Regions from separate parts of the Homo sapiens genome. Here region 2 is linked to region 1. A link is a loop called in an ENCODE intact Hi-C map of the cell type or tissue named here. Cell type or tissue: CD4-positive, alpha-beta T cell. All regions are shown on one strand. Each heading gives the region's core, and the rest is flanking DNA. Links, peaks and the distances in the headings are about the cores only.

The links. Peaks named below come from ENCODE experiments on the same cell type or tissue, not always from the same donor. Only the 100,000 strongest peaks of a DNase experiment are listed, where the experiment ranks them.
Region 2: it touches region 1 in a loop (4-fold over the local background); 7 of 110 quality-filtered maps call a loop at or near these places.

What each region holds. Positions count from the first base shown.
Region 1 is chr7:157,484,805-157,501,222 of GRCh38, reverse strand. It overlaps LOC101927914 (a long non-coding RNA gene), which reads right to left. Exons shown (of 4, transcript NR_110157.1): 3 at 7,776-7,890; 4 at 1,507-2,893. Among named protein-coding and RNA genes, the nearest start is that of MIR153-2, 81 kb to the left of the region's middle. RefSeq lists enhancers at 5,260-5,409, 10,394-10,688 and a silencer at 7,822-8,022. In CD4-positive, alpha-beta T cell, for the core only: no CTCF peak of the experiment used is centred there; a DNase peak (open chromatin) is centred at 10,462.
Region 2 is chr7:157,424,192-157,440,609 of GRCh38, reverse strand. No RefSeq gene overlaps it. Among named protein-coding and RNA genes, the nearest start is that of DNAJB6, 95 kb to the right of the region's middle. RefSeq lists an enhancer at 7,724-8,233 and silencers at 11,029-11,229, 12,623-12,788. In CD4-positive, alpha-beta T cell, for the core only: a CTCF peak has its summit at 7,479 (motif pointing left); DNase peaks (open chromatin) are centred at 7,499 and 7,790; H3K4me3 peaks cover 542 bases.

The DNA.
Region 1 (16,418 bases), core at 7,401-12,400:
GCCCCGGAGGGTGGAGTACGTGCCAGCCGAGGTGCCCGTCATGCCCCGAGCCCCGGAGGGAGTACGTGCCAGCCGAGGTGCCCGTCATGCCCCGAGCCCCGGAGGGTGGAGTACGTGCCAGCCGAGGTGCCCGTCATGCCCCGAGCCCCGGAGGGTGGAGTACGTGCCAGCCGAGGTGCCCGTCATGCCCCGAGCCCCGGAGGGTGGAGTACGTGCCAGCCGAGGTGCCCGTCATGCCCCGAGCCCTGGAGGGTGGAGTACGTGCCAGCCGAGGTGCCCGTCATGCCCCGAGCCCTGGAGGGTGGAGTACGTGCCAGCCGAGGTGCCTGAGCTCAAGTGGCCTCTGGTCACCGTCATGTGAGGATTGGCTGCGTGGGCGTGGGGCCTTTGAGCCCGCACTGGCAGAGGGCCGAACCCGGGGTGCTGGCCACTGGCCGGTGGCTGAAGGCGGGCAGCTCCCGACAATCCAAGTGCTTCATGTCCCTGGGGCTGGCGGGGAGAACAAGGGGAGGGAGGAGGCAATGGTGGAGTTAAGAGAAGGAGAAAGTGTGGGAGCGGGTGGAGAAGGGCACAGCTCCTGGCTCCTAGAACAGCGCCTGGTACAGAGGCACTCAAGTATTTGCTTATTTTAAATTAACATAATAATAGGCCGGGCGCGGTGGCTCACGCCTGTAATCCCAACACTTTGGGAGGCTAGGTGGGTGAATCACTTGAGCCCAGGAGTTAAAGACCAGCCTGGCCAACATGGTGAAAAGCCATCTCTACAAAAAAAAATACAAAAATTACCCAGGTGTGGTGGCGTGCGCCTATAATTCCAGCTACTCAGGAGGCTGAGGCTGGAGAATCGCTTGAGCCCAGTAGGCAGCAGTTGCAGTGAGCCGAGCGCGTGCCACCGCACTCCAGCCTGGGTGACGTGAGTGAAACCGTGTCTCAAAATAAATAAATAAAAATAAATGTTACATAATAAAAGAATTTTAAGTCTGGGAGATCTTTTAAAGATTATCAGTTTCCAGCCCCACACACATTCCGCCTCTCCGATGCATGCACACACACACGTGCACATTTGCACTCCCACAGATGCACACGAGGCACACACACGTGCACGGGCACACACACACACACACACACACACACAGATGTGTGCACAGACAGGGATGAGGAAGCCGTGGCCCAAAAAGCCCACCTAATTCTCCCAAGCGGACACGTAGGTGGCATCCAGGAGAAGGGGGGAATGCTCACCCAGAACCCATCAGAGCCCCACACACCATGGATGTGTGAGGAGACTCCGCTGGCCAGCGGGCACCTTTCCCAGAACAGCAGTTCCCCTGGTAGAGTGCTGGTCATCCAGTGACATGCTCAGAAGAGAGAATTCAGCCGTAAATCTGGAGGCCACGCGAACCACATTAAGGAGCCAGTGCGAGGTCCCTGCAGAACTGCTGGCCGCACCAGCCCAGGGGAGCCCTCCTCTGCTCACCTGTGCTTCTCCTAGGGACCCAACAGTGCCCAGGGATAAGAGAAGCCCCCCCAACCCAGAAGGAAGTCGCCTCCCACACGTGACAGTGCTTAACAAACGAGTCTGTCAGTCATGTCAGGCAGCTACTGTCACCCCACTTTACAGACGAGGATGCTGGGGCTCGGAGAGGTGGGTGGCTGTTCAGGTCACAGGGTCAGCAAAGCACCAAAGCTTCCAGTGAGCACTGTGTGGCTGGCTCAGACACCCCGCTTGACCCCGCCGCCTTGCTGGCTGAGGCCTCAGCCTCAGAGGAGCAGGATGACAGCCCTCGTCCTCTGCAAACAGCAGATCAGGGCAGAAGTGTTCCTTCTGCGGGGTCACCTCCTGTGGGGTGAGCAGGCCACACCTCTGTGCTCACAGATAAACCGGAGTCAGCCCACCACACGCGCTCTGTCGTGGGAAAAGCATTTTTATCCGTGCCCCTCCAGCTCGTGGACCCTGTGGACAGAGCCAGCCACGAGGCTGCGAGACACCTGGGCCAACCAGGGCTCCCGGCTCCTCCAGACGGAAGCACAGACATGCTCGGCTCACTCACGTCCTCAGAACAGGGTCTTATTTTTGTGCAGGAGCAAAACTCCACTATTTCCGAGGGACTCCTGCCATACCCCCACTCTCCTATGAAATGGAAAACTCACTTCCAACCTGATACACTCTTTTGTTGGCAGGAAGACTGGGCATGATGTCACCACAAATTCTGCCTCATTTCCAGAGGCACACAGGGCACCGCCCTGCGCAGAGGCCTCTTGAGAGCCTCCCTCCCTGCCCGGCGCAGGTCACACATGCATTGCCACCTCCTGATCGTCCTTTGTGCAGCGTTAAAGCTCCCACAATGACGCCCCATCCTTCTTTGTCTCCCACGAAGGGCCTCCTCCGTTGAATTCTGAAGGTCATTTCCAGCTGAGGCCCCAGGCCTGAGTAGTGACTAATTCGATTCACTTTGTGTTTCACTGCTGCTGTTTTGTGCCCGTCTTCACCAGGCCCAGAGCTGGAGGCTGAGCGCTGGGAAGAAGGTACTTTTCATCTTCCTGTCCAGGGTTATGTGGCTGGTGGATCCGAAGTGATGGGTTTTCAATGGCCGCTTAGCTTTCCTAGTTTTATAGGCTGTTCCCACATGTAGACGCCAAGCGCTTGTTGACACAGTCAATGAGATGCAAGTCAATACCATAAACGTTGCTGATGAGGGATTCTCCCTGCCTCCCGCCTCCTGGCATTTCGATTTTTCCAACAGCATAAAGAGGGTGTCAGTGCAAGATTAATGCAGAGCGGGAGGGGACAGGGCGTGCGGGGAGCTGCAGCCGATGTCTCCAGGCTGAGAGTGTTTCCGAGCGTGGGCCGGGGCCTCGGCTCCTCTGGCTTTTACGCCCCCCAGAAGCCAGGACTCTGAGGGTGGGAGGATGGACGTGGTCCACTCTCGGGCCACCAAAAACCGGGTCAGGGTCAAAGGGAGATGCAGCAGCTTGTTGAGTGGATGAGGGTTGTGCGGGGTCAGGGGGCAAGGGTCATGCGGGGTCAGGAGTGAGGGGGAAACCCCCTCCCAGCCCGTGGCCAGCAAGCCAACACTCATTAACACTCCATTTCTCACCCGAGCACCTGGGTGTGGGAAAGAATGAGGTTTAGCGAGTTGAGTGAGGGAGAGGGAGTTTGGAAATGGCACCGCAGATGATCGATGCTCCTAATAAGCCCTGAGCTATGAGGCCCCATGCGGACACAGCACCTCCATCGCTGGCACACCTGCCCCAACCAAGCCCTGCTTTCATTCACAAAATGCCAGGCTGGAGGGGTGGGTGGCAAGGCCCAGAGACAGACAGTGTCGCCTCTTACGGGTGCCACCCCCAGCCCTGGCACAGCCTGGGTGATGGGCACCAGGCCGCATGCGGTGAGCCGGAGCTCAAAGAGGGGTGCCAATGGGAGGGTTTCAGGCCTGGCCAAGAGTGGGTCCGCCTCAGTCCTCCCTCCCCAGCCCCCAAAATACACACATACCCCCTACATCAAAGCAAAAAGAATATGGCTGGCACCCCTCATCCGTCAGGAAGGTCTAGATGTGGCAGCAGGGCCCGGCCTCTGTCTGCAGGGGGTTTCTCCATGTTTCCTTTAATCTCCTTCAAACCACAGAGCGCACATCCTTTAGGGTGTGGGCCTGGCGGCTGCGGGACAGCCCCAGCTAGAGGTGATCCGAGGTGCCAAACATGCCTCCGCACTGCGGTGACAGTTGGACACAGCCTCCCTGTCACCATCCTCCTGTGAGCATCTGTAAACTAAATCCACTTTCAGACCCATTCCCATTAAAACAGAGCTCCTTCTGGGAGAAAAAAATTTCAAACAGCTGAGGGGTTTTTTCTTTTAATAAATAATTATGTAAATACCTTCATGGAACAAAATTCTCTACTCCATATTCAGAAATGCAAAATAAACAGCCCCCCAACCTTCAGAAACAGAGGTCAGACAGCAAGTCACCCCAAAGTGTCCTAGAAATGAAGGCAGAAAACGCATTGCTGAAGCTACAGGAATCCAGAAAAGGGGACGTCCACGCTGGTGGGAAGGTGCAGGGAGAGCAGAGGGAGGGCTGGGTCTCGGGCAGCACCCGTGAGCGGGGAGGAGGAGAGAACTCGGGGCTCTCCAGGGTGGGCAGGGAGGGGCAGGAGCTTGGCTTCACAAACCTGCCCCCGGGCTGGGCAGGGGCCACAAGCTCCGAAGTGGAGCCTGAACCCCGGTGTAGACGGGTTTGGATGTCGGGCCAAGGATTTGGAGTTTTTTCCTGGAGGCCACTGGGAGCTGTTAAATGGATTTAAACAGAGACTGGGACAGAAATAAATCAAACGTGGTGGGACTGAAACGTCTTGGCAAACAAGAGCCTGAGCTAGTGCCCAGCGGGCTGGACGGCCGGGGGTGCTCCTCTTGGCAGCCCCCGGCCCACCCCAAGCATCGCGGTATTGCCCCAACTGCCCTGCTACGGACCAATATGCCCTAGGCCTTAAACCTTTTCACCATGACTGGGGCTGCCCTGAACCTGTAGTAATGGGCCTGGAGACGTCTGTTCCTCAACTTTCATACGGTTAAAGACGACAAGGGCTGAATTCTTTCACTGCCAATAAGCACTGCCGTCACTCATACAGCGGGGAGGGTTGTCGATCGCGTGTGTTGTCTATTTCACCCATCCTGTAAGTTCACAGTTCTGCCTCAGTGCACATGCTTGGCTTTGGGAAGGACAAACAAGTTCCCAGTGACAGTGGCTGAGTCCTAGGAAGATGTATGAACGCCTGGGCTGGGAAGGAGACGCCCCCTTCCCCCTTCCCCTGTTGGAAGCCCCTCTGGTGTGCACGTGCCATGCCTTAATACAAGAAGAAGAGTTCATTAAAACGTAGTGAACTACACTGTGAGAAGGACAAACACATCTGTCTATTGCATTAGAAATAACGTGCAAGGAAGCCCCTAGAAAAAGTGTGATATAAATGTAAGGGGTTGGCCAGGCACGATGGCTCACGCCTGTAATCCCAGCACTTTGGGAGGCCAAGGCAGGTGGATCACTTGAGGTCAGGAGTTGGAGACCAGCCTGACCAACATAGTGAAACCCTGTCTCTACTAAAAACACAGAATCAGCTGGGCATGGTGGTGCACCTGTAATCCCAGCTACTTGGGAAGCTGAGGCAGGAGAATCGCTTGAACCCGGGAGGCGGAGGTTGCATTGAACTGAGATCACGCCACTGCACTCCAGCCTGGGCAACAGAGCAAGACTCCATCTCAGATAAATAAATAAATACATAAATACATAAATGTAAGAGGCTACGCTTGTGTGGCTGGAGATTCTTGGACTTACCCAGGGGGTTTCCCACCTGCCACGTTTTTTCCCTTTCTCAATCTGCTGCACTAAAACCCCAGTCACAGCACAGCGTCCTGAGAGTGTGTTCACACCCTCTCTCCTCCACTCGGCTGGGAACAGTTTTACGGCAGGGATTCGCTTCTCGTCCCACTTGGCCTCCCGCAGCCATGCCCGTAGCAGGCAGTGGTCGGGTGCCTGCTGAATGTGGGAAACAGCACTTCCCGTCCTTCCCCGGCACTGGTGGCCCACCTTTAAAATTATTATTATTTCTATCCATCCTTGTTCCGGAGGGATCTAAGGCCTCTTTGATCAAAACTTCACAGAGACTGATTTCCCCGGACTCCTGGATTAGCTAAGAGAGCCAGAAGCTTAAAATTATAAATTTATCCACTCAATCAACAACTATTTATTCAACTCTAAGTGCTGGGAATGGATTCAGTTCCATGAAGGTCGTGAGTTTCTACATCCAACTTCACCCTTGACTTTCTGAGGAAGCCCGAATTTTGCTCATCAATCACAGGTGGTTTTGATATGAGCAAAAGCCACCCACTGTTTTCTGTATGATCAGAGGAGGATGGTGGTCAAGAAACCTTTTACTCATTCTTTGGAAAAGAGCTGCTGAAAATGCAAGTTGTATTTATCTCATCTTATCATCTCCCCAATGCTAACCCCAATAACATTTTCCAAAGGAGATATTCCATCCTAGACTTTCAGTTTCTCCATAGTATTTAAGAAAATCCATCCAACCCACCAGGGGATGCTGAGGGGGCATGCTCTACCTCCCACCAGCAGTCTGTCCTGGCAGGTCAGTTTCCAGCCCCGGGACTCAGATTGGTCAGCATTAAAATGAAGAGGTGGATGTGGCCAAAGCCCCTCCCAGCTCTGGAGCTCTGGAGCTCCGATTGTCTGTTTCATAGGAGAGGGCCGAGTGAAGCCATTTGGCCTAGGCAAATGCCCTTCTCAGTGATGCCTCTTAAAGAAACTCCCCAAGAGTGATGGGCTAGGGATTCAGTGCCACAGCCCCCAGGCCTTATCAGGCCGCTCTTCGGAGGTGGGAGGCAGACAGGACCACTTAGGCAAGGCCATGCCCCAACATGCCAGCCGTGCGGGAGCTGCATGAGTGGACAGGCTCAGGTGGCTGCTGTGGTCTGGGTATTTGGCCCTCCAAGCCTCGTGTTGAAACTGAATCCCAGTGCTGGAGGTGGGGCCTGGTGGGAGGTGTTTGGGTCATGGGGACAGATACCTCATGCATGGCTCGGTGCTGGCCTGGCCCTCGTGGTAACGAGTCAGTGAGTCTCACTCTAGTCGTCCCTGTGAAACCTGTTTATTAAAGAAACCTGGTGCCTCCCTGACTCTTGCTTCCCTCTCACCATGAGAACTCTGCACACGCAGGCTCCCCTTCACCTTCTGCCAAGAGTGAAGCTTCCCAAGGCCCTCATCAGAAGCCAGTGCTGGCACCATGCTTCCTGTACAGTCTGCAGAACCATGAGCCACATAAACCTCTTTTCTGTGTAAGTTTCCCAGCCTCAGGTGTTCCTTCATAGCAACGCAAATGGACTAAGACAGTGCCCTTGTCAACAGTTTTTCCTTCTAGTATTATTAATCCATTCATTCAGCAATTGCCTATTGGAATATGCAAGACTCTTTTATAAATGATGGGGATACGCCAGTTATGATCAGGATGAACAAAATTCCTACCCACATCCCATCATAGTATAGAGGAGAGAAAACGGGTCATGTATAAGGTCACATTGTGAAAAGGCAATGGAGAAAAATGAAGCAGGATGATACAGGGGTGCAGGGGGCAGAGAAGGCCTCTCTGAGATGGAGGGATTCGGGGAGGACTGGCTGTGGAGACAGGAACACCTTCCCAGTCAAGGAGCCCGCGAGTGTGAGGTCTGAGATGTGGATGAGAGACAGTTCCTGGAGCATAGGGGGCCTGGGCTGGGGAGGGAGTAGTCAAGATGCTGAAAAGAGATCATGCTCTGAGCAGCTCTGGGCATGAAGCAGGCAGCAGCTACTGCTGATTTGGCAAGCAAAGGTGTGGTTTGGATGTGGGAGAGGGAAGAAAGGAGAGGAGTCAAGGATGATTCTTAATATTTGGGCTCAAGCAACTCTGTGAATGACAATGTCACTGAGATGGAATTCTGGCATAAATGCCTTGTTCTAGAACAGTCTATAATTCTATTTTTTTTTTCAGAGGCAGAAAGCTTCCCTGGGCTCTTTCCCACTAAGTGGCTGTCGTTGGCACCCCCAGCTTTGACTGCTTCCCGCAGGAATGGCCCTCGAGGAGGAAATGGAGACCACTTCTGTCTGTGGTGTCTGCCTCCTCCCTCCCTCTAGGAGACGTTCTCCTCCCTGGTTTACAGACGGCACAAACGGAAGAAGAAGAAGATAAAAAGCCCAAAGGTGGGAACAAGGTGTGTGTGGCCTGGCCCCACTTGCCTTTCTCTTGTCCTCAGCTTGCACTGTGGCTCCTGAATGTTTGCCTCTTTCCTTCATCATCAGTAGCTCTGAGGCTTCAGGCTCCAATTTGTCCCTGGAGATGTTCAGCATCTTCCTAGAAGGGATATGGTAATGTCCAGAAGCATGTCTGGGACTGGCCCTCACAGGAAAGACACAGCAGAAACGTGAATTTCAGCACCAGCGAGAAGACAGCACCTCACACTGTGTGCCCAAGACAAGCCTTTAGGAACTCTCAGTGCCAGGCAGAACCCAAGCTCCCACACCGGGTGTCTGCCTGTCTGACTGGTTCTACCCGAGATGCCAATGCTGACATCAGTGCTGAGGGCAGCTGATCGTTGTCTTAACACACTTAAAGGGCACCTCCCAGCTATCTGCTGCCCCTGTTCCTCTGGACTGGAGATTTTAGTAACTGCAAGAGTATCAAATTTTATGTTGATCCCTGGAAAAATGTATTAAATGACAGCTTGGGGGTTTGTTTTTTGTAAAGAATGTGCAGCATTTAATAAGACCAGTATTATACAATTCCAAAACAAGACAAAGATGTCACAAGAAAACAAAACTACAAAGCAATATCTCTTATTAATATGGATGCAAAAATCCTCAACAAAATACTAGCAGATTGAATTTAGCAGCTATAATAAGAATTACATTCTATGACCAAGTGGGATTTATCTTAGGAATACAAGATTGGTTGAGCATTTTAAAATCAATTAAGGTAATACCTCATATCAACAGAACAAAAATCACATGATCATCTCAATACATGCAGAAAAAAAGCATCTGACAAAATCCTAACCTCATTCCATGATAGAAATGCTCAACAAACTACTAATAGGAAGTTCTCAACCAGAGAAAGGGCATCTATGGAAAACCCACAGCTAAAATTATACTTCATGGTGAAATACTGAATACTTCCCCACAAAGGTCACAAAAAAAGACAGATATGTCCACTCTCACCTTGCTGTTCACCAATGTATTGGAGTTTCCGGGGCAATTAGGCAAGAAAAAGAAAAGGCATTCGGTTTGAAAAGGAAGACGTAAAACTATCTATGTTTGCAAATAACATGGTCCTATATACAGAAAATCCTAAGGAATTCACTTAAAAACTATTAGAACTAGCAAATGAGTTTGGAAATATAGCATAATACAAGATGGATATTGTAAAAACCAATTTTATTGCTATATACTTGCAATGAGTGATCCAAAAACTAAATTAAGAAAATAATTCCTAGTAAACTATCGCAAGAACAAAAAACCAAACACCGCATATTCTCACTCATAGGTGGGAATTGAACAATGAGAACACATGGACACAGGAAGGGGAACATCACACTCTGGGGACTGTTGTGGGGTGGGGGGAGCCGGGAGGGATAGTGTTAGGAGATATACCTAATGCTAAATGACGAGTTAATGGGTGCAGCACACCAGCATGGCACATGTATACATATGTAACTAACCTGCACATTGTGCACATGTACCCTAAAACTTAAAGTATAATAATAATAAAATAAAATAAAAAGAAAATAATTCCATTTGCAATGGCATCAAAATGAATAAAATACTTGGGAATACATATGACAAAACAAATGTAAAACTTATACTTGGAACCCTACAAAACATTGTTGAAAAACTTTAAAGAAGTTTTAAATAAATTGAAAGACATCCCATGTTCATGGATTGAAAGACTTGACATTGTTACAACGGCAGTGATCCCTAAAATGATCTACCAATTCAACACAATTCCTTTCCGAATCCCAACTGATGTCTTTGTAGAAATCAAAAAGCTGATTCTGAAGGTCATATGGAATTGCAGGAAACCCAGAATAGCCAAAACAATCTTGGAAAAGGAGAACAGAGTTGAAAGACCCACACTTCCTGATTTCAAAACTTACTAAAAAGCAACAGTAATCAAAATAGTGTGGTACTGGCTTCATTATGGATTAGAACTGAAAGTCTAGAAATAAACTGTCCCATCTATGGTCAACTGATTTCCAACAAGGGTGTCAAGACTTCTCAGTGGGGAAAGAATAGTCTTTCAACAAATGATGCTGGGACAACTGGATTCCAGTGGAGCCACCTATAAAACAAGAGAAAAAAATAAAACTGAACCCTTACCTCACACCATATAAAAAAATTAACTCAAAATGGATGAAAGACATAAATGTAAAAGTTAAAGCTATAACATCTTAGAAGAAAACAGGGGGAATCTTCATGACCTTAGATTTGACAAAGAATTCTTTGATATGACACCAATTGCAAAAGCAAAAAAAGAAAATACTGAAACACAATATTTCAAAAAAATTAAAAACCTTTATGCTTCAAGGGATATCATTAAGAAAGTGAAAAGACAGCCCAAAGAATGAAATAAAATATTTTCAAATCTTGTATCTGAAAAGGGACTCATTTCTGGAATACATAAGAAATTCTTACAACTCAATAATAAAAGAGACAAATAATCCAACTTTTTAAATGGCCAATGAATCTGAATAGACATTTCTCCAAGAAAGATATTCATATGGCCAATAAGCACATACAAAGATGCTCCACTTCACTAGTCATCAGGGAAATGCAAATCAAAACCACAATGAGATACCACTTTCCACTTCCTACCCACTAGGATGGCTAGAGTCGAAAAAGTCAGATAACAGGAAGTATTGGTGAGGATGTGAAGAAATCAGAACCCTCACGCCTTGCTGGTGGGAATGTAAACTGGTGTTGCTGCTTTGGAGAACAGTCTGACAGTTCCTCAAATGATTAAACATAGAGATACCATGACTCAGCATGTCAGCTCCTAAGCACACACCCAGAGAAACGCAAAACCTATGTCCACACAAAAATTTAAACATGGCCAGGCGCGGTGACTCACGCCTGTAATCCCAGCACTTTGGGAGGGCAAGACGGGTGGATCACGAGGTCAGGAGTTCAAGACCAGCCTGATCAACATGGTGAAACCCCCTCTCTACTAAAAATACAAAAATTTGCCAGGCACAGTGGCGGGTGCCTATAATCCCAGCTACTCAGGAGGCTGAGGCAGGAAAATTGCTTGAACCTGGGAGGCGGAGGTTGTACTGAGCCAAGATCATGCCACTGCACTTTAGCCTGGGCAACAGAGCAAGGCTCTGTCTCAAAAAAAAATTAAATAAAATGTAAACATGAATGTTAACAGCAACATTACTCATAATAGTCAAAATATGGAAACAACCCACATGTCCGTTGACAGACAGATCAATAAAATGTGGTAGCTTCATACACTGGAATAGTATCAAACCATAAAAAGGAATGACACACACTACAACGTGGATGAAGCTTGGAAACATGATGCTACCTGAAGGATGCCAGACATGAAGGGCCACATATTAAAAACCATCTAATGGTACACTTTTCTTTTTTCTTTTTTTTGAGATGGAGTCTCACTCTGTTGCCCAGGTTGAGTGCAGTGGCGCAATCTCAGCTCACTGCAGCCTCCACCTCCCAGGTTCAAGCAATTCTCCTGCCTCAGCCTCCCTAGTAGCTGGTATTACAGGCACCTGCCACCACACCCACCTAATTTTTGTATTTTTAGTAGAGCTGGGTTTTGCCATGTTGACCAGGCTGGTCTCAAACTCCTGACCTCATGTGATCTGCCTGCCTCAGCCTCCCAAAATGCTGAGATTACAGGCGTGAGCCACCATGCCAGGCCTAATTATACATTTTAAATGTGTGAATTGCATGCACAAGATTTATATCTCAATAAAGCTGTTTTTTAATGTTAGATACAAACTTTTTTTTTTTTTGAGATGGAATCTCACTCTGTCGCCAGGCTGGGGTGCAGTGGCACCATCTTGGCTCTCTGCAACCTCTGCCTCCTGGGTTCAAGCGATTCTCCTGCCTCAGCCTCCCGAGTAGCTGGGACTACAGGTGTGTGCCACTACGCCCAGCTAATTTTTGTATTTTTAGTAGAGACGGGGTTTCACCATGTTGGCCAGGATGGTCTCGACCTCTTGACCTCGTGATCTGCCCGCCTCGGCCTCCCAAAGTGCTGGGATTACAGGCATGAGCCACCATGCCTGGCCCTAAATACAAACTTTTAGCATGTTAAAATCCACCAAACCAGCCCAGTCGGGCTATGTATCAATTTCCCACGGCGGCCATAACAAATTGCCACAAACTGGATGGCTTAAAATGATAGAAATTTACTGTCTCACGGTTCTGGAGGCTGGAAGTCTAAAACCAAAGCCCCTGGAGGGCCAGGTCCCTGCTGGAGTCGCTGGGGGAGGGTAATTCCTGCCTCTCCCGGCCTCTGCTGCTGCAGGCCAGCCCTGGTGTCCCCTGGCTCGCAGATGTGTCGCTCCAGCCTCTGCCTCCATTGTCTCCCGGTGTTCTCAGAACCCTCCTGGGTCTGTGTCTTCACGTGACCTTCAAATAAGGACACCAGTCATTGAGGCAGGGCCCACCCTAACCTAGTATCACCTCATCTTCACCTGAGCACATCTTGTAATGGCCCTATTTCCAAATAAGGTCACACCCACAGGTACTGGGGGTTAGGCCTTGATTATACCTTTTTTTTTTTTTTTTTTTAGTGTAGAGTGCAGTGGTGCTCTCTACACCCTCAGGCACGAGCCACCACACCCAGCTTGCTTATTTATTTATTTATTTATTTATTTATTATTTATTTATTTTGGTAGAGAAGGGGGTCTCGCTATGTTTCCCAGGCTGGTCTTGAACTCCTGGGCTCAAGTGATCCTCCTGCCTTGGCCTCCCAATGAACATATCTTTTAGGAGTACATGATTCAACCCACCACAGGCCGCGAGAATTTGACTGCACGGGTTTCGTCAGTGCCTCCCTCTTTGGCTGGAGGAGCGCCGCTGCTGGAGCACGACGCTGGTGACGGGGCGTGCAGTGAGGTGACGCGGGGAACAAAGAGCCGCCGCCGGAGGGGCTTCGGCGTGCCCAGTGCACAGGCTGCCTCCCTCGCGGGGCCGCTGATTGCGAGCTGAGTCATGTGCCTCTCTGCATTATTTTCTTTGTTTTCATTGATGTGTTTTATGTTCAACGTCAGGCTTGTTTGTTTGCTTGCTTGTTTGAATTAAGGCTTTGGCTCCAGAAACACTGAGCATTCCCGGTGCATTTTCCAAGAACTGTTGAAGGGACTCGACTTTACTTTCTGTTCTCATAACTTAGACTTGGGAATTGGCCCTAGGAAGGGTTTTTTTTTTGGAATGAAGCACTATCCTAACATAGGGGGAAGATTCCATTTCTCAAACCGTGGCCTGGGAGACGTGGGCTTGGGAATTGCTGCTGTTCATACAAACTCTGGCTTCAGATTCCGGGGGCTGCAGCCCCTCCTCTAGGGAAATCTTCACACAGAATCCACACCCCCGAGCTGGGCCACTGCATGTATTACCTTCATCTGCTCTCCCGTGTGCCGCCCCGGCTCTCCCGTGTGCTCTCCCCGGCTCTCCCGTGTTCCCTCCCCGGCTCTCCCGTGTGCCCTCCCCGGCTCTCCCGTGTGCCCTCCCCGGCTCTCCCGTGTGCCCTCCCCGGCTCTCCCGTGTGCCGTCCCCGGCTCTCCCGTGTGCCCTCCCCGGCTCTCCCGTGTGCCCTCCCCGGCTCTCCCGTGTGCTGTCCCTGGCTCTCCCATATGCCGTTTCTGGCTCAAGTCCTCAAGGCAGGAACACGGCTGAGCCTTCTTTGCCTCTCAGCACATGATGGGAACTTTTTTGGATGCTCCGTGAAAGTATCTGTTGGATAAAAGACTCAGCTCATGAACACGTGATGGGGACAGCCGAGTCCACGCCTCGTCACGGCCGCATAGACACTCTGGTTAACGACTCTGGGTCACTCTCATCCACCGTGATATCCGAGAAGCACCCCTTGCTTCTCCAGAACCTGGGCCAGGCCCCTGCCCGCCCTGGTCTTCATCTCCCCTGCGTGGGAACTCGGGCTCCCTCTTAGACCTCTCTTCTTTTCGTGGGTAGCCATGGGCTGCAGGCTCCCTGGGCTGCATCTAGAATGGCCCTCCCCTGGCCCCTCTCCCAAGGCTCTGGGGCCACTGCTGACCTCAAACCTCCCCCCTCCTAAAAGGCCAGGTGTCTCGTGCCTGGTCCGAGGCCAAACTGACCCCAGGGGTGAGGACTGGACCTGGCACTGCAAACCTCCTGATCAGCCTTCCCAGCCCCACCAGTGCAGCCTCATCCTAAAGGAGGTGCTGGGCCACACGGGAAAAGGGGACTTTGACAAAGGGCAGAACATCGGCCCAGTGGCGGAGGACACGTCAGCCCCCCAACTTAACGCGGTGCGGGAATAACAGGGGCTCTAACAGTGGAGAGGGTTGAGAAGGTCAGGAGGCATCATCAGGAGAAAAGCAATATGAATTTCTAAGCAGCAACATCTGGGAGATCAAAAAAATCCTACTTCAATCACCACAAAAATCTCTGCTCATTACACACAATCATATTTAGTTATTAATAGACAGCGGCTAGACACTGACATTTTGCACACTCCACCCGAGATGTGCCGGGGACGCTTCTGGCATGAGGTTTGTCATTTTCATCAGTGTCTTCCACGGATTGACCGATCCAACCCCAAAATCTCACACTGTCACTCATCATAAGTGAATTTATCAACACGTACGTAATCAGAATACACATGAGAGTTTAACTGTTTGCATACGAAATTACTTCATTCTTCACGCTTCAAAAAAATTCAATTTTGCATAATAAATAATGATAAGGGCCAGTTGACAATTATATAGGTGGGAATAGTATGTGGAAATGATTGGAATTTCAATGGGCTGTGTGGATCTATCTGGAGGTTGCCTAAGTAATCAGCCGCCAAGACGGCTTCTCTCCATTGTTGGGGGTTAATACAAAGCTCTCAACTCCTATTAGAGGCAGCCTTACTTAAACTGCAAATTGGCACATATCCTATTAGTATTTTCCTCCTGTGACACATTCTCCAGCTGACTTAGACGCACAGTCAGGCGAATATTAAAATTAGGCTATTATATTTATGCAGAGAAACAGCAGCTTGTCTCAAAAAAATCTTATGGGGACACCACACATACACACACACACACACACCCCTCCAAACAAATGCCACAACCAGGCCTGCCCCACACAAAGGAACCCATCATGCGCTGACCAGCCAACTCCGAGGCAGTGTTTCCCCAGCCCAGAATGCTGTTGAGTGACCCCAGTGTGGATAATCACACCCAAGAGCGAATGAGGGCGAAGCTTGTCCTCACTTCTTCCAAGGACAGCTGTCTCCACGACAGCATGATATGATTTCACTTCTGATTACAATGGTTTAATAGGGGTGTTGTCATTTGGTTCATTAATTAGCTGCATCCCTGCATATTCTAGCCTGGTTATTGCACCCGTGGTTACTGCACAAAAATGACCCTGTCCCCTGCAGCTCTGCAACTCCCTCTGACCATGAGGGCGGGTGGAGGTCCCACGGCATCCACACTATTTTAAAGGGGCGAGGAGTCAGAGGGCTTTGGAAAAAATTAACCTTATTAGTAATTAAAAGACAAACCCACACACTTTTAAGTCATGGTAAGAGCTCTTGTCTGCTGAAGGTGTATTATCTGCAAAATTTCTCCACGGACGTGTTTTCACATTGCTGCCCCCTGAAAATGTGAGACACTTTCTAGTCTGTGATGTGGTGGCCCCTGAGCCCACCCATGGTCAGCGGGCTCGTCCATCTGGGGGTCACGTGCTGCATTCTGGACACTGTTCACCGCCCACCACTTTGAGTCCTCCTGTGCATGCTGCTTGGAGGCTGATGCCACTCTCCACTGATGGGGGGAAGGAAATCAAGACCCTAAGAGAGTAAGATCACCACGGCTTCCGCTGGGTGGAGCTGCCCGAGTACATCATCCCAGCACAGGACCTCATGCCTCCTTTAACCCTCCCATCTCAGGACACCACAGCATCCTGCCAGAGGCTCGTTACCAAAAGGGCGTGCCCGCGTAGGGTCTACACCCCACACTGGGTTCAAAAAGGAAAAACAGGACTCAGCACCTGGGTTTCCACAGATGTGTGCAGAAGTGAATGTTGCCTGCTCCAGACCTCTGCCGGGGGCAGGAGAGGAACGTGCCTGCCTTCAAAACCCGGCCCACACTCAACAAAAAGGGAGATGCCACCACTTAACCCCAAAGAACAAACTGGCAGTCAGTGGAAATAGGAGTGACCTCATAGGAACTGGGCTGTTCATCCAGGAGCGACAGAGGAGGCATTGGGAAGACACAACAGAACATGGTTTCTTAGCACGTTCACTAAAATCCGGCCTGAGACAGGACGGCCCTCGAGTAGCCATGATCCCAGGTGCTAAGACACTCCGGGCTGACCCTCAGCGGCTTCTTCTCTTCCTACACACTTGCACAGGAGAAGGAGAGGCCTGGCTGCATGTGTGGACTCAGCAGAGAGCCCCCGGTGAACCCACCCTTCTGCTCAGAGGGAGGCTACACCCCAGCAGGGCTGGGTCAGCTGTGCACCCCCAGGCACAGGTCTCACGTCCGGGGACTGCATCTCCAACACGACAGCCACAATCAGAGCTCACAAGCGCTCAAGTCACAACATCGGGACGCTGGAGACGTCGCGGCGACAGACAGAGAGCTCCACCTTTCTGCTGGGCGA
Region 2 (16,418 bases), core at 5,112-10,111, 58 kb after region 1:
AAGAATCCCACCAGCACAGACTGTGCCATGTTCAGGAGCTGCTGACAGTCAAGCCACGGCTGTGCGGCCCAGGCAGGCTCTGGCTGGGGAAGACGGTCGCCAGCACTGGCGGCAGACCCTTCCATTACCTCCAGAGCCCGCAGTGGAGGACAGGCGGGCGCGCAGCTGACGCTGCGGGCTCTAGGACTGTCTGATCCGACGGTCACACCCCTCACATCTGACCTGGGCTTCACAGCAAATACAGTCATCTTATTGTAAATTATTCTCATGTCGCATTAATCGGTTATTCAGCGAGGAAAGTGACATTGAGGAAGAAATGACGTGGAACGTTTTTGGCCACAGAGAGAGATTTATTAAGAGGTTGATGCCAGAGAGGCCTCAGACCTTAGAGCCCCACTGAGGCTGACCAGTCATGACCTGGAGCCCAGGAGGGAGGGGACAGTGACAGAGATGCTGCCCTCCAACAACAGAGGTGCTCCCTGAAAGTGATGGTGATGAAGGTGCTCCTGGAGGTGATGATGAAAGAGGTGTTCCCTGGAGGTAATGGAGGTGCTCTCTGGAGGTGACGGTTAAGGAAGTGCTCCTGGAGGTGATGATGAAAGAGATGCTCCCTGGAGGTGATGGAGGTGCTCCCTAGAGGTGACGGTGATGGAGCTGCTCCCTGGAGGTGACAGCTAAGGAGGTACTCCTGGAGGTGATGGTGAAGGAGGTGCTCCTGGAGGTGACAGTGAAGGAGGTGCTCCCTGGAGGTGATGGTGACGGGGGTGCTTCTGGAGGTGATGGTGATTGAGGTGCTCCCTGGAGGTGATGGAGGTGCCCCTGGAGGTGATAGTGAAGGAGGTGCTCCCTGGAGGTGATGGAGGTGCTGCTGGAAGTGATGGTGAAGGAGATGCTCCCTGGAGGTGATGGTGAAGGAGGTGCTCCTAGAAGTGACGGTGAAGGAGGTGCTCCCTGGAGGTGATGGTGAGGGAGGTGCTCCTGGAAGTGACAGTGAAGGAGGTGCTCCCTGGAGGTGATGGTGAAGGAGGTGCTCCCTGGAGGTGAAGGTGATGGAGGTGCTCCCTGGAGGAGATGGAAGTGCTCCTGGAGGTGACAGTGAAGGAGGTGCTCCCTCAAGGTCATGGAGATGCTCCTGGAAGTGACGATGAAGGAGGTGCTCCCTGGAGGTGACAGTGATGGAGGCGCTCCCTGGAGGTGATGGTGAAGGAGGTGCTCCTGGATGTGATGGTGATGGAGGTGTGGAGGTGCTCCCTGGAGGTGATGGAAGTGCTCCTGGAGGCGACGGTGAAGGAGGTGCTCCCTGGAGGTGATGGAGGTGCTCCTGGAGGTGATGGAGGTGATGGTGAAGGAGGTGCTCTCTGGAGGTGATAGTGATGGAGGTGCTTCCTGGAGGTGGTGGTGAATACGGTGCTCCCTAGAGGTGACAGTGAAGGAGGTGCTCCCTGGAGAAGCCGAAGGCAGGCCTTGTCCCTCTAGCTACTTGGAGCCCCTAACACTGTCCTCAGTGCCGATGCTTTTGGTTGCTACCGGGCACTTTCTTTAGGACACAGGCTGAGGAGGGACAGGGATGGTGTCCCAGCAGCGTGAGCATCTCCCAGTAGCAAAGGTGACAAACCATTTCAGCTGGAGACGGAGATGAAGCTGCATATTTAAGGCCAAGGAGTCTGTGCTGTGTCGGGGGCACTCGCCCCTGCTGAGGAGCCACTGCTGAACCTGGGGCTTAGAGATGAGCCCTGAACCCAGCTCCAAAGTCTGCAGGCTCCACGTGCTGCTGGGCCCCCAACAATGACAGGGCAGGAGCTTGGCTATAGCCGCTCAACGAGTGTGCGTGGCCTGGGACCATTCTAACAAACCAGGGGCTTAAAACAACAGAGGGTGCATCTCATGGTTCTGGAAGCCGGCATCTGAGGTCAAGGCGTCCGTGAGGCCATGCCCCTCCAAGGTGTGGAAGGCTCTTGGGGACCTCTCCTCACCTCACGACCCTCCCTGCATGCCTCACCTGCAGACGCCTCACTCCACTCTCTGCCTCTGTCACATGGCCTCCATCCAAGGACCTGAAGCAGTGATTGGGGCCCCCAACTCCAGGATGACTTCATCTGAGCCCAAATCCATCTGCAAAGACCCTCCTCCCAAACAGGGCGGCCCTTGTGGGGCCTGGGTTGGACTCAACCCTTCTTTTTGGAGACAAAATTCAACCCCAAACACTAGACCGGTGGGATTCCTACAACAACCCCATCCGGGAAAGGCCATGCCCTGCCCAGGGCCGAGAGCCAGCTCAGACTGGCCTCCAGCAAGGGCTGGACACATGGCTCTCACATCACCTCTAGTCCAAAACACGTGCTCCTTTCCCTCCAGCCATTCCCTGGAATCACCCCCCACCGCCCCCCACAGCTGTGACTCAGCTGTGAAGCCAGCATGGCTCAGGAGGGGAGGGGAAAGATGAGGAGGGGAGGGGAAAGATGAGGAGGGGAGGGGAAAGATGAGGAGGGGAGGGGAGGAAAGGAGAGGGGAGAGGAGGGGAAGGATGGGGAGGGGAGAAGAGAGGAGAGGAGGGGAGGAAAGAGAGGGGAGAGGAGGGGAAGGATGGGGAGGGGAGAAGAGAGGAGAGGAGGGGAGGGGAAGGTGGGGCCAGACTGTGTGGTGGGCAAAGGAGGACTCGGGACACAATGAGAGAAAGGGCTCCATGGCCACCTTCCTAGACAGAGGCTTTCTCAGGAAACTGTAAAGTTAAATAAGACTCAGTCAGGCTGGACAACTGGGTGGGGGTAACGTGCTAGGGGCTGCCTGGGGCCAGAGTTGCTTCCTGATCCTGTCCCAGGAAGAGCCTGTGGTCCTGGACATGCATGCATGTGCACACAGCATATGCATGTCTGTGTGTGGGTGTGCACAGTGAGCTGTGGGGCCGTGACCATGAGGCACTGGCTTGGTTCACGTGCACACTCCGGACACCGTCCCCTCTTCTGTGCTAGTGCAGCCCCTCAGGCAGAAGCCACCACCCCATCGTCGTCCAGAACATTTTTGGAACTTCATGTTTTAGGCAACGTCTTAGAAAACCCAGCCTCATTGTTGATTAGATTAAAGATTTTCTGGGGGAGGAGGCAGCAGACTCTCACTGTGTTGCCCAGACTGGAGTGCAGTGGCATGATCTCAGCTCACTGCAGCCTCCACCTCCCGGGCTCAGGCAATTTTTTCACCTCAGCCTCCCAAGCAGCTGGGATTACAGGCATGCACCACCACCCCCGGCTAATTTTTGTATTTTTTGTAGCGACAAGATTTTGCCATGTTGCCCAAGCTAGACTTGAACTCCTGAACTCAAGTGATCCACCCACCTCGGTCTCCCAAAGGTTGGAATTACAGGCATGAGCCACTTCACCCAGTCAGGTTAAAGCTATTTAAGTTAACTCTCTTGTGCCATCAAACATGTGAGTGTTACTTGCTCGACTCTTCAAAATTAGATCCTTTTCTGGACACACATTCCTTTTGCCTTCTGTAGAAATTCCTTCCATGCTGAAAAAGATGTGTTTTCAACCATAAACAACTGAAAAACAAGGAAGAATTGCAAGTGCCCCACCAGGCTCTGTCACAGCCGCTTAACGTGAGCAGCATGAACTCGTGGAAACAGAAATCATTTCTGTGCCGTTAGAATCAACTGTAGGAAGGAGACAGGATTGAGTTTGGAAATTTCTGAAACTGTTGGTAACGGTTTCATCACCGGTCACCACTGATGGCCAGAGACCAAGGGAAGCGAGCCGTGGGGGGCCACTCAGTGCTAACCATCCCAGGCCACCTCCCACCAATTCTATCATTCCTTGCAAAGGTTCCTGTATTTTATAGCTTCAGTTTTCAATGTCTCTCCCATTATGTATCATACCAAATTCTGTGTAAGGACTTTTAAAATTCAAAGAACAACTGACTTGCATTAAATACACACAGACACACACACACACAGGCCCTTAGCAATGCTATATTTTAATTGACTATTCAATCACCCTTTAGGAATATTTTAGACATCAAATTCCATGCTGTATTGTGGCAGATAGAATTCATTGCCATTCATATCAAATTTAAAACTTAGATTGCTAATCTGTGTCCCTAAAAGTGGTAATAAAAGTATATATTTTAGAGCAATTACTTTTTCATCAAGGGATCTTATTTTATGAAATACTTGCTTGCCAAAAACCACAATTTACTTTTTACCATTTCATTTAACGATCTGACATTTGCGACATACCCTAATTAATTCTAACTCTGTCTAAACGGCTGTGATAAATATAACCTGTGCTGAAGAGATTGTAATGCCACTGGCAGATCTGTAGGGCCGACAGAGGAAACACATAGCAGGCAAGTGGCTGGCGTTGGGACGGGGCCTGCCATCTGGTCCGACCGTAGAAGTTACATACGAAAATACGTAAACTGTAGAGATTACATATGAAAACAAAATCCCAGGGACCTAAGGCAGCCGCTTAATCTGAAATGGAGTTGGTTGCCTTGTTCTTTTTTTTTTTGGTGTGTGTCTGTGTGTGTTTGTTTTTTTTTTTTTTGAGATGGAGTCTTGCTTTGCTGCCCAGGATGGAGCACAATGGTGCCATCTCCGCTCACTGCAACCTCCACCTCCCAGGTTCAAGCGATTTTCCTGCCTCAGCCTCCTGAGTAGCTGGGATTACAGGCACGTGCCACCATGCCTGGCTAATTTTTGTATTTTTAGTAGAGACAGGGTTTCACCATATTGGCCAGGTGGTCTCAAACTCCTGACCTCAGGTGATCCACCCGCCTCAGCCTCCCAAAGTGCTGGAATTACAGGCGTGAGCCACTGCGCCCAGCCTACAATCGCCTCATTCCTTATGAAATATATTTGACTGGCTGGATATTTATATTTATATTCTCCCATGATGCTTGGTACTTTAGCTAAGACTTTGTCAAGGCAGCTAATTTTTTTTTAATTTTTAATCTTTTTTTTTTTTTTTGAGACGGAGTCTCGCTTTGTCGCCCAGGCTGGAGTGCAGTGGCGCGATCTCCACTCACTGCAAGCTCCGCCTCCCGGGTTCACGCCATTCTCCTGCCTCAGCCTCCCGAGTAGCTGGGACTACAGGCGCCCGCCACCTCGCCCGGCTAATTTTTTGTATTTTTAGTAGAGACGGGGTTTCACCATGTTCGCCAGGATGGTCTTCATCTCCTGACCTCGTGATCCGCCCGCCTCGGCCTCCCAAAGTGCTGGGATTACAGGCGTGAGCTACCATGCCCGGCCCTTATTTTTAATTAAAATTAAAAGATTTTAAAACTGAGGAGCACGTAAAAGCGGGAACAATTAGTTTCTTTGTAGACTGTGCTCTTTTTACCTCAATCTAGATGCTCCTAAGTCCAACAGAATTCCTAAATCTAGACGCTCGGGCAAACTGTAATGGTCTGGCCACCTCCACGCCTCACCCTCAGATACCAACAGGTGGGCGTGGGAGGCCTGGCGGGGAGTAAGATGCTGGGGAGTCCTCCCCTCCCGGATGAAGCATCATTTTTACTACACGGAATGATGCTGGAGACCCTTTATCATCACCATACATTGCTATAACTCCAACAATAAACCCTCAGGTAAAAGGCTTAAAGCTAAGAAGAGTCACATGCATAAGTTCATTTGCATCCGCACTGAAACCCGTCTGTACCAGCATGATCTATCTTCCTGGATTGGCTGGCAACAGTGCAGGGTGCTCTGCGGTTTTCAGCTGCTGCTGTCTGGTTTGGGAGCATGGTTGTTGGGGATGAGGTGGAGACCTGGAGCTCACAGCAGCTTCTGCTGCTGCTCCTGCCCTTTAACGGGAATCGAGGGCACCACGGGAGGGGCTGAGGACTTCGCTCACAAGTATTATAAGGCTTGGGACAGTTTTGGCTTTGAGTTTTGTGTTTTCTCTCTTTATGTTATTTCTTCTTTACCTCGGTAATTTTTTACCTGATTTTGGTAACAAGTGGATAGGAAGCAAAGGGCCCTGGAATCGGGACGCCACACCCTTTGGCACTGCAGAGCGGTCATCGGTCTGGGTGAAAGCCACGTCTTCTGGTCTCTCCAAGCCAACTTTACTTATGAGGCCGTTCAACCACGCCTTGGAGAAACTGCTGATCACAAAAGTCTGGATTAAGGAAACGACTGCATGTTCTGACCAAAGCTTCAAAAAGCAACTCCAAGACAGGTGTTGTCAAGTGCTTCCCATTCGCTCCCCGGCCGCCAGGGTGGCTGACTTCAGCGGTTGTGCGATAGGTTTGGTGGCCCTGACCTTTCCTTGTACCACCACTTATGGGGGCGGTGCACGGTTCAGTGGGTTATGGGATTATTTTAGCCAGAAGGTGCTGAAAATATTAACAATAGATTTTATTGCTCTCTATTAGCCCAGAAGAACGCAAATTACCATTTGTCAAATGTTATTTGAGTAAAAACTATAGAAATGTTTTTGGCATGGGAGTGTAGGGGGAAAAAAGTGACCTTGAACTTTTGGTAGAGCCTGATTTTATCATTTAAAATTGTGTGCTTGCGAAGCTTTTGATATGTCATTTAGAAGGTTGTGAGACTGGATGTTAACTGTTCAACAAGAAAAACTCCCCACTCTGCCTTAAACTAATTATTTTATTCCACCGATGGGACCGTGTAAGCACTCAGGCCCCTCACCCTTCAACTCGATTTTAGCCTTGATTAACCTGAACATAATTAAAATAAGACTAACGCCACTAGGTGGCCATGGGGGTGTGGGGGTGCATGTGTGGGTGGGTGACTTCGTGTGTGTGTATGTCTATGTATGCGTGTGTGAGTGTGCACGTGTGGGTGGGTGACTGCATGTGTGCATGCGAGTGTGCATGTGAACGTGCATGTGTGTGTATATGTGGGTGGATGACCGTGTGTGCATGCATGAGTGTATGCGTGTGCAGGCATGTGTGAGTATGTGTGGGTGGGTGACTGCATGTGTGTGTGCATGCGTGTGTATGCATGTCAGTGTGCACATGTGGGTGGGTGACTGAGTGTGCATGTGAATGTGCATGTGTGTGTATATATGGGTGGATGACCGTGTGTGTGTGCATGCATGCATGAGTGTGCGTGTGTGCAGGCATGTGTGTGTGCATGTGTGGGTGGGGGACTGCATGTGTGCATGGGTGTGTGCACATGTGGGTGGGTGACTGCAGGTGCGGGTGCGTGTGAGTGCATGTGATTGTGTGCATGTGCGCACATGTGGATGGATGACTGCATGTGGGTGTGCATGCATGAGCATGCATGTGTGCATGCATGTGTGTGCATGTGTGAGTGTGCATGTATGTGTGTGTGCAGGCATGTGTGAGGGTACATGTGTGGGTGGGTGACTTCGTGTCTGTGCATGTGTGTGCCTATGTGGGTGGATGACTGCGTGTGTGTGTGTGTGCATGTGAGTGTGCATGTGTGTGCATGCGTGTGTGCGTGCCTCGGGTGGGAGTGGAGTGGGTCACTCGCGCACAGTCCTGTTTTCTTTTATAGACGCGCCCTCCTGTGGCCGCTGAAAATATTGCCCTGTAAAATGCCATCTCTGCCCTGCATCCTGTGTTTCTGTCGCTGTTTTTCTGCGTGAAGCATTTGGAGTCTCACATGAATAAATAAACGTTCCCACAAAGCTACACAGACATATGCAATTTTTTCATAAAATACTTGATTTGGGGTTTTATAAGTTGGGATGCCTCGGTACTGATGCACAGGTGCACCTTCTAAACTGAATTTCTAAAGCGGGGCGCCCGCGTGCCTGGGGGCTCCTCACACCGGCAGGAGGACAGAGCCAAAGTGGAGGAAGGTGTGGGCGGGGCCGGCTCCCTCACGAGGCTCAGGATGGACACTCCTTCCTGCCTCTCCCAGCTTCCGGCACACAAGCTGCTGCTTCTCCCAGCTTGTGGCCACACCCCTCCCATCTCTGCCTCCGTCTCCACGTGGCCTCCCTCCCCGTCCCGGTCTCAAGTCTCCCTCCCCCTTCTCCTCTAAGGACGGCTGTTGTTGGGTTTGCTGGCATTCTCAGTCCAGGATGATCTCCTCTCCAGGCCTTAACTTGTTACATCTGCAAAGACGGCCTCTCGGGCAGGCATGCTCACGGGTTCCAGGGGTCAGCAGGTGGACGTGTCTTCAGAGACCACCATTCCCCTGCACAGGACTTGGGGATCTCAGGGGGACTGGAAGGTGTGGGTGTCCGTGTTGCTGGAGTGTACAGGAGAATGAGACAGGCAGGCCGGGCCAGGCCATTCGCACTCTCCGTGTGGGTGATGGGCTGCGGGACGCCTCTGTGGCTGACTGAAAGTGAGGTCCTCGGCCCAAGGACCTGTCCCTGCAAACTGGGACAACGCTGACATCAGAGCTTCCCTGCAGAGCACCCGTCCCTCCAGCAGCCTCTGGGAGGACTCAGGGCTGTGGGGTCCGGTTTTCTTTCCTCACCTCACACCTGCCGTGGGCGTCTGCTGTGCCTGACAGGTGACGACGAAGTCAGCCTGCCCTGGAGAGGACGGAGCAGCCAGTAGCAGGAACTACCGAGACGCAGGGAGCGCTGGGAGCTGAGCGGATGGTGGTCTGTCCTTTGGAGATTTGTGGGCTGCTCTCTCCCCACTTCGCACTGACTCACAGCTCTGGGGGTTCACAGCTGTCTGCTCCCCAAGGCCTGGTCCCAGGGGGATGAGGGACAAGAAGCGATGGACACAGCTATGTCCCCAACCACAACAAAACCACTCCAGGGCAGATGCACACCTGAGGTCCCACGACCTCTTGAAGCCAAAGAGGGCTGAAAGGGAACAGGTGATCCCATCAGGTGACAGGTGACCTCAGGTGACAAGTGGCCCATCAGTGACAGGTAATCTTGTCAGGTGACAGGTGACCTTCCGTGTGGCAAGAAAGACAGACGTTGGCAGTCCCACAGCAGCTGCCTCGTCCTTGTGGGAAGGCCTCTGTCCCGCGGTGGGCAGGTCTATGCAGACTCACCCCAAAGGCCAAGGGAGCTGAGAGGTGGAAGAGAAAGGCTGACAGACCCAGCTCCTCAGACAAACACTTCACAGGGACTTGGGAAAGGAATCAGTGTCTCCGGTGGCCACAAGACGGTGGCGCCCGCACCCACTCCAGGAAGTGTCTTTTGTGCACATGTGTTTAAGGTGGGACGCATGCAGCTGGCCACATCTGACTCTCTTGGGAAACTCGTGACCGCTGGGGAGTGTGACAGGCATTCTTCCCAGGGTGTCTGTGCTACAGAAACACCTCAGTATGTGGGCGCCCGGCGCCAGTCATGGTAACGGTCTCGCTTCAAGACAGAGTCCCGTGGGCCGTGCAGCAGCCTCGCTGCCCCCAGGCTGGAGCTCTGTCACACTCAGCCGAGCTCCAGGGACCGGCTCTCTCTGTCCATTGGCTGCGTTTCCACCACAGCAGGAGGGGGTGCTCCCGGGGCGCGGCTGCCACCACTCGGCATGGACAGTGGTCCTAGGGCAAGCCCATCACTGGCCACCGTGGCTCACTCCACAGGCAGCACAAGGGGTGAAGTGTGGGGAAGAAGCCGCCCATTCACGTCCAGGCTTGCTTCACCTCTTCCTGCTGCATGCAAAATTCTCCCTCCCACAAATTCACCTCCAACCCACAAGCCCACCCCGGGCTCTGGCCACTCTCGTCCAGAGAGCCTGCCCACATCCACTCACCGACACCCACTCAGGAAGCTCTCTGACCCTTCTCTCCATCCTGGGAAGGTCCAAGCTGAGCGTGTTCAGCATGTAGTCCTCCCCTCCACTGGCCTGTGGGGGGTTGACAAGGGTGGGTTGGAAGTGATTGATTCTGCCTTTCCCCTCTGCAGGGCAGGATGACAATGTATAAAGCTCTCTGTCCCCAGCGTGCCAGCAATGGACACACAGATGAATGAATGGGAGGGACAGGCAGATGGGCAGACAGATGGACAGATGGAAGGATGGACGAATGGATGAACAAATGGATAGACAGATGGACAGACAGATGGACAGATGGAAGGATGGACGAATGGATGAACAAACGGATAGACAGATGGACAGATGGATGGGTAGGTGGATGGATGGGTGGATGGGTGGGAGGGTGGATGGATGAGTGGATGGATGGATGGGTGGGTGGGTGGGTGGATGGATGGATGGGTGGATGGGTGGGTCGGTGGATGGATGGGTGGATGGATGGGTGGGTGGATGGATAGATGAGTGGATGGATGGATGAATGGATGGATGGGTGGACAGGTGGGTGGGTGGATGGATGAGTGGGTGGGTGGGTGGATGGATGGGTGGGTGGATGGATGGATGGATGGATGGATGGATGGATGGGTGGGTGGGTGGGTGGGTGGATGGATGGATGGGTGGGTGGGTGGATGGATGGGTGGATGGATGTGTGGATGGGTGGATGGATGGATGGGTGCGTGGGTGGGTGGATGGATGGGTGGATGGGTGGGTCAGCGGATAGATGGGTGGGTGGATGGATAGATGAATGGATGGATGGATGGATGGATGGATGGATGGGTGGACAAGTGGGTGGGTGGATGAAAGGGTGGATGGATGGACAGATGGATGAACAGACAGATGGACAGGCAGATGGATGGATTAACTGATGGGCAGACAGAGGGACAGATGGATGGATGGGTGGATGGATGGATGGATGGATGGATGGATGGATGGATGGACAGGTGAATGAACAAATAACCAAACATTGTATTTACACACCGCCCTTAGGCCAGGTCTGTTTGTGTGTAACCAGGCCAAACAGGAATATGATTTTCTGGGGGAGTCCCATGAGGGGTTCATGACAACATGAGCATGTTGAGTCAGCCTCCTCTACCCAGTACAAGCTCCCCCAGCTACCCAGCAGGTCCACCGTCCCCTGTGTGGGACAGGGGTTGCCCCCACTCCCAAAACTTGGACCCTAAGGGTCGGTCCTCCCCGAGGGGAGGTCCTGGGAGCTGGAGAAGCCTGGCCCACTGCCCATGGTGCCTCTGCCCAGCCATGCACCCCCAGGAAGCTGGCAGCAGGCCAGCCACATCCATCCTGGGAAGGTCCAAGCTGAGCATCTCTAGCATGTGGTCCTCCCCTTGCCCTGTCTAATTCACTGTAATAATCACATAAGCAGCCTGTTGAGCTGGCAGCTGCGTGAAGTTTTAACTAAGCTGAGAACGGGGCTCAGTCAGCCACAATTTAAGCTCCAGCCACAGCGTGCCAAATAGCCTGGGCTGCAGGATCCATGAGCGCAGACGCTCAGAAGCTCACCCTGCTCAGTGTCCTCAAATGAACCACTGGCCCTTCCTTTATGTGGCCAATGGCAGCGAACCCAGAAAAAGCCCAAGGAAGGGCAGCTTATGTTGGTCATCTGGAAACTGGGCCTGTGGTTCCGTGAGCCTGAGGCGACCCTGGGAGCTGTGAGCCCTTCCCAAAGGGTTTGGACGTCTCTGGGCCCTGACAGCAAACAGAACTCCCTGTCCCAACACCAACAGCCATACTTCCGCTGTTGTTATGGGGTGCGCCGTGCCCCTCCTTGTGGCCCCCGGCTCTCACACAAGCTAGACCTTGATCAGCACCCCAGAATTACTCCATGAGCTCTGGAAGACTCTGCGAGATACCCGCATGCCTCACAATCAGGGTATTGTCATCCCTGTGGGCAGATTTCCCAGTGAGACTGGGGGATGTCCTGGGATGTCCCTCCCAGGTGCAGAGAGCACCCAGGGAAACTGGCCCCCCGCCCCAGCTGTGGCCACTTCAGGCCCCGGCAATCCAGGTCCCTCCAGAGGGGTCCCCGGGGGCACAGCCTCGCCCGCAGGGTCCAAGGTGTTTCCCTCTGTGGACTGGAGGTAAGATCGCCCACAGGCTCTCTTGATGAGACATGAACCAGGCCCACGTTGGGACTTGGGGGAGCCTGAAACGCAGGCTGGGCTCCCCGGGTGGACCCCATGGGCAGAGAGGGAAGCGTCCCCACATTGCGTCCTGCCCTGAGGCCCAGGACAGTAGAAATAGTTCAGGTCTCCCCAGCAGACTCTGGCCCAAGGGACTTGGAGAAGACCTGGCCACCAGGCCCCAGCGAGATGTCCCAGCCTCACCTTTGAGGGCCTAGCAGGTGCAGCCCTGCCTCACACGCCTGGTGACAGCTGCCTTCACCAAGGAGAAGGCTATGGGCTTTGGTAGAGCCGACACCTCACACAGACAGCAGAGGTGCAGAGAGGGAGCCCTTCCAGCCCCTCCCTCACTCCCAGCCACAGCCACTGACGCTGTCCTCCCGGGATAGCCCACCCCAGCACCGTAGCCCCGCTGGGCGCCCACTCCCCAGGGGTGCAGGAGCCTGGCCCTGACTCCATGCGGGTCACAGCCGCCACATCCCAGCTCCCACGAGGCTCCCACGCGGCTCCCAGGCCATCCTGTGCCATGGAGGCTGCTGGGCACCTGGACCCTGTCCTGCCCTGGGTGGCACCATGCTTTGCCCCTCCTCCCTCCTCAACTGCAGGTCAGTCCCCAGCAAAGCCGCTGGCCCCTCACAGTTCCCCTCACAGGGTCCCTCCAGCCCCATGCCCCCTGTGGTGAGCCCAGGGTTCTGGGATGGCCCCTTCGTCCCTCCTCCCTCTGCTGGGGACGCCCCTCCCACAGCCCCTGATGTGAACACCCACACTTCTGTGCCCGCGCTGGACCCTGACCACTCACTCTGCTCAGCCGGGTCCTGGGCCCCCCTCACCTCAGCAGCCCCCGGGGGTCCCCCCAGGCCTCCTCCCCTGGCAAGGAGCCAGTCAGGGGCACCCCAGGCCTCGGCAGAGATGCCAGGTACTCCACAGGCAGACCCGGACGGAGATCCGGGACAGGTCCACCCAGGCGGGTCCCCAAAGCAAACTGCACCACACATGGTAGCTTCTCTGGAGGGAAAGGATGACTCAGTTTTTTGAAGGTGTGTTTTCCGGCCGGGCGCGGTGGCTCACACCTGTAATCCCAGCACTTTAGGAGGCCAAGGCAGGTGGATCTCTTGAGGTCAGGAATTCAAGACCAGCCTGGCCAACATGGCGAAACCCTGTCCTACTAAAAATACAAAAATTAGTCGGGCATGGTGATGCATGCCTGTAGTCCAAGCTACTCAGGAGGCTGAGACATGAGAATAGCTTGAACCTGGGAGGCGGAGTTTGCAGTGAGCTGAGATCACGCAACTGCACTCCAGCCTGGGCGACAGAGAGAGACTGTCTAAAAAAAAAACATGTGTTTTCCACTGCAGGTTTGAATCTGGGTCAAAACACCTCTTAAAATCCTCCATTATCACAGTTATTTACTCAAATAAAAGCCGCACAAGGCAAGATTTGCCCTTTTGCAGGGAGGAGGCAGGCCAGGGGAAGTGGTGTGTTCCCCGGAGACCCCCATCAGCAAGCTGGGCACAGTGAGGCGGCCCAGCGCCTGCGAGCCACAGGGAGCCCTGGAGTGCGCTAGCCAGCTCTGCACCCTCATCCTGTGTGAACCCCCGACGACTGCCTGCATGACTGTGGGAGCCCCGGGGAGATATGTCCCTGCCGGGCCCGGGAACGAGGGTGGCGGGGGCCCAGGGACCTCACGGCCACCCCAGCCCCCCGTCTGCCACTGTGCGACCTGGTTGCCAGGCACCAGTCGTGGAAGCCAGCGCAAGGCAAGAGGACCCCTGGGAGCTCGTCCAGTCACAGGAGGGAAGGGGTGGCCTCGGAGCCAGGCAGAGGGGGAACCCACACAGTCGCTTCCAAGACTGTGCCCCAGCTCGGCTTCTGGCGGGGGCTGCCCAGCTCAGTACCAGACTCCTGGGACCTGTGCTGCCCCTACGGGGTCCAGGCCATGCCACCATCCTTCCCACGACATCCAGGAAGCTCCGCCCTTGATGGACCCTGAGGGACGAAGGCTGGTCCCCACTGCCAGCCAGGTGCCCCACCTCGCTCTCCCTCCTTCCCCAGCCGCGTCCTTGGGCCGTGTCCGTCTGCTCCAGGTGACCGGCCTGGCCTCCCTGTCCCTGCTCGCCACCAGCTGGGAGGGGGCTGCCGAGTCTCAAGACAGCTCCTGGGCCCCTTCCCTACAGAGAGGTTCGTCCCCACCACCCACCGCCTCCTCTCGGGCCAACCTTGACCGCTGCCTGGTCCTCAACGTTCTCGGTCAGGAGAACCCAGAGGTGAAGGAACCCAGAGGCGGCGGAGGTCCTGCCCAGGGGAGCAGCATGGAGGGGCGGGCCGTGGGCAGCCAGACGGGCACCAGGCTCCCACCCGCAGAGGAGGCGACGGGAGCCTGTCCCTGCACTCTCAGTTCTGTTGTCCATTGCTCTGTCTGGGGGCTGTTACACAACTCTCGGCTAAGCCTCATCTTTTTATTTTTTAATAATTTTGTATTGTGCTAAAATACATGTAACAGGAAATGTACCATTTTCCCCATTCCTAAGTGCACAGTTAGTTCCACGGCATGAAGAGCTGCTTGGTGTCCATCACCATCATCCATCTCCAGAACTTCCCATTCCCTAAACTGAAACTCTGTCCCCAGTAAACCAACTCCCCAGCCCCTCCCCAACCCCTGGCACCCCCACCATTCGACTTTCTGCCTCTAGGAATCGGACGGCCGTGGGACTCCCTGTGAGTGCAAGGACACAGCGCTCATCCTTTCCTGACTGTCGGGTCTCACCGTGTCCACAGGGCGGGTCTCACCGTGTCCACAGGGCGGGTCCACGGGCAGCACATCAGAGCCCGTCCTCTGGAGGGCTGAACGCAGCCCCACTGCGCAGGGAGCACATCCATCTCTGCACCCGCACACGGGATCCACTCCCTCCCCAGCTGCCATGGCCAGTGCCGCTGTGAGCACGTGAGCACAAACATCCGGCTGAATTGAGCCTCATCATAGCCTATATATTCCCCAAAATAAGAAGGAAAAAAAGTATTATTACAGAAAAGAAAGGGGAAAGTGAGCCGGCACTCACCCAGCCCAACCTACCCTCACCTGGGCTCCACCCATGCCCCCACCTCTGTCAACCAGACAGGAGCAGCCCTGGGAAGCCCCGGCCCCGCAGCGTCTGTGGATAGGCCCTGGGACACTGCACCCAGGCAGGGTCCAGACGGGGGAGCCCTCTGCCCTGGACACTGCACCCAGGCGGGGCCTGAGAGCAGGGAGCCCTCTGCCCTCTGCCTCTGCTTCCTGCCTGATCCACGTGAGCGCAGGGAGAAGCACAGTGGCTTGGAACAGGGAGAGGGCAGAGGCAGGAGAGTGGCAGACGCCACGTGCTGCTCCCAAGCAAGCGGGTGGGGGGGCCGAGGCTCTGCAGGTCTGGGTGTCCGGAAGTCACCTGCCAGCCGGGCTCTCCCTGCAGCACCCTTGAGGGAGGCCTAGGGGCAAAGCAGGCTGGACCCCACAGCAGAGGCGGGCACAATACTAACTGGGCTGCCTGGGACCCACGTGCCAGTCAGCCAGGGCCCTCTGGGCTCACAGGGGGCTCCGTGCTCCTGAGTCTACTTCACAGGCAACAGCGGTGGCCTTCACCCCTCTTCTCTGCAAAGCCCACTGCCCTTCACTGCCTCCCCCTGCCCTGGGCCAGCAGGTGCTTGGGCCAGTCTAGGGGAGAGAGGCTCCCGGGGTGTCTGGGTGAGCGCTGCCCCTGTATGGGTGGGGCCTGAGCTCAGGGCGCTCAGGTAAGGGTGGAACCCAGGTGCACCCTCCCCCAGCTCAAGGCAGGGTCTCAGGACAGACTGCTGACCTGGGGTCCCACTGTGCGTGCGTCTACCTCAGGCTCTTCCCTCCACCCTCCAGGATGAAAGGCCTCGGGGTTGCTGACACTCCCCTTGGCCTCTAGCCTCGGGGTTCCGGGGTGGACCCAGATACCCGCCTCATTAGGAGGCAGCGTTGTGGAGAGAAGTGGAGAACAGGCATCAGTGTGCATCTTTGTTTGTTTGTTTTAGAGACAAGGCTCACGGTGTCTCCCACGCTGGAGTGCAGTGGCACGGGTGAGACTCACTGCAGCCTCGAACTCCTGGTCTCAGGGGATCCTCCCGCAGTGCTGGGATGACAGGCACGAGCCACTTCTCCCGGCCTAGGCGTGGATCTGAAGCTGCAGGTCAGGTCTCTCTTCTCCCTGAATTTGGGTTTTGTAAACCAGGCACCACCTGCCCGGCTCTGAGAGGCAGCCCTGGTCCCTGCCTGCTTCCTGTCCAGGTGAACGGTAGGCTGGGCTGCACCTCCCCTGGCTAGGGGGTTCTGGCCCTGGGCTTTGCACCTACACAGCACAGCAGTGACAGTGGCAGCCCGCTCTGTCCTCTCCTGAGAAGAAACGAAGTCAGCACGGGGAGAAACCCAGGACCGCCCAGGGATGGCGAGGGCCTGCCCTTGAGGAGTCCCCAGGGCATCACCGCCCCCTGGTCTGGGCTCAGAACAGCAGCGCCTCGCCAGGAACACTCAAACCCCAGCGACGAGGGGCCCAAGGCACCCAAACGCGGGAAGTC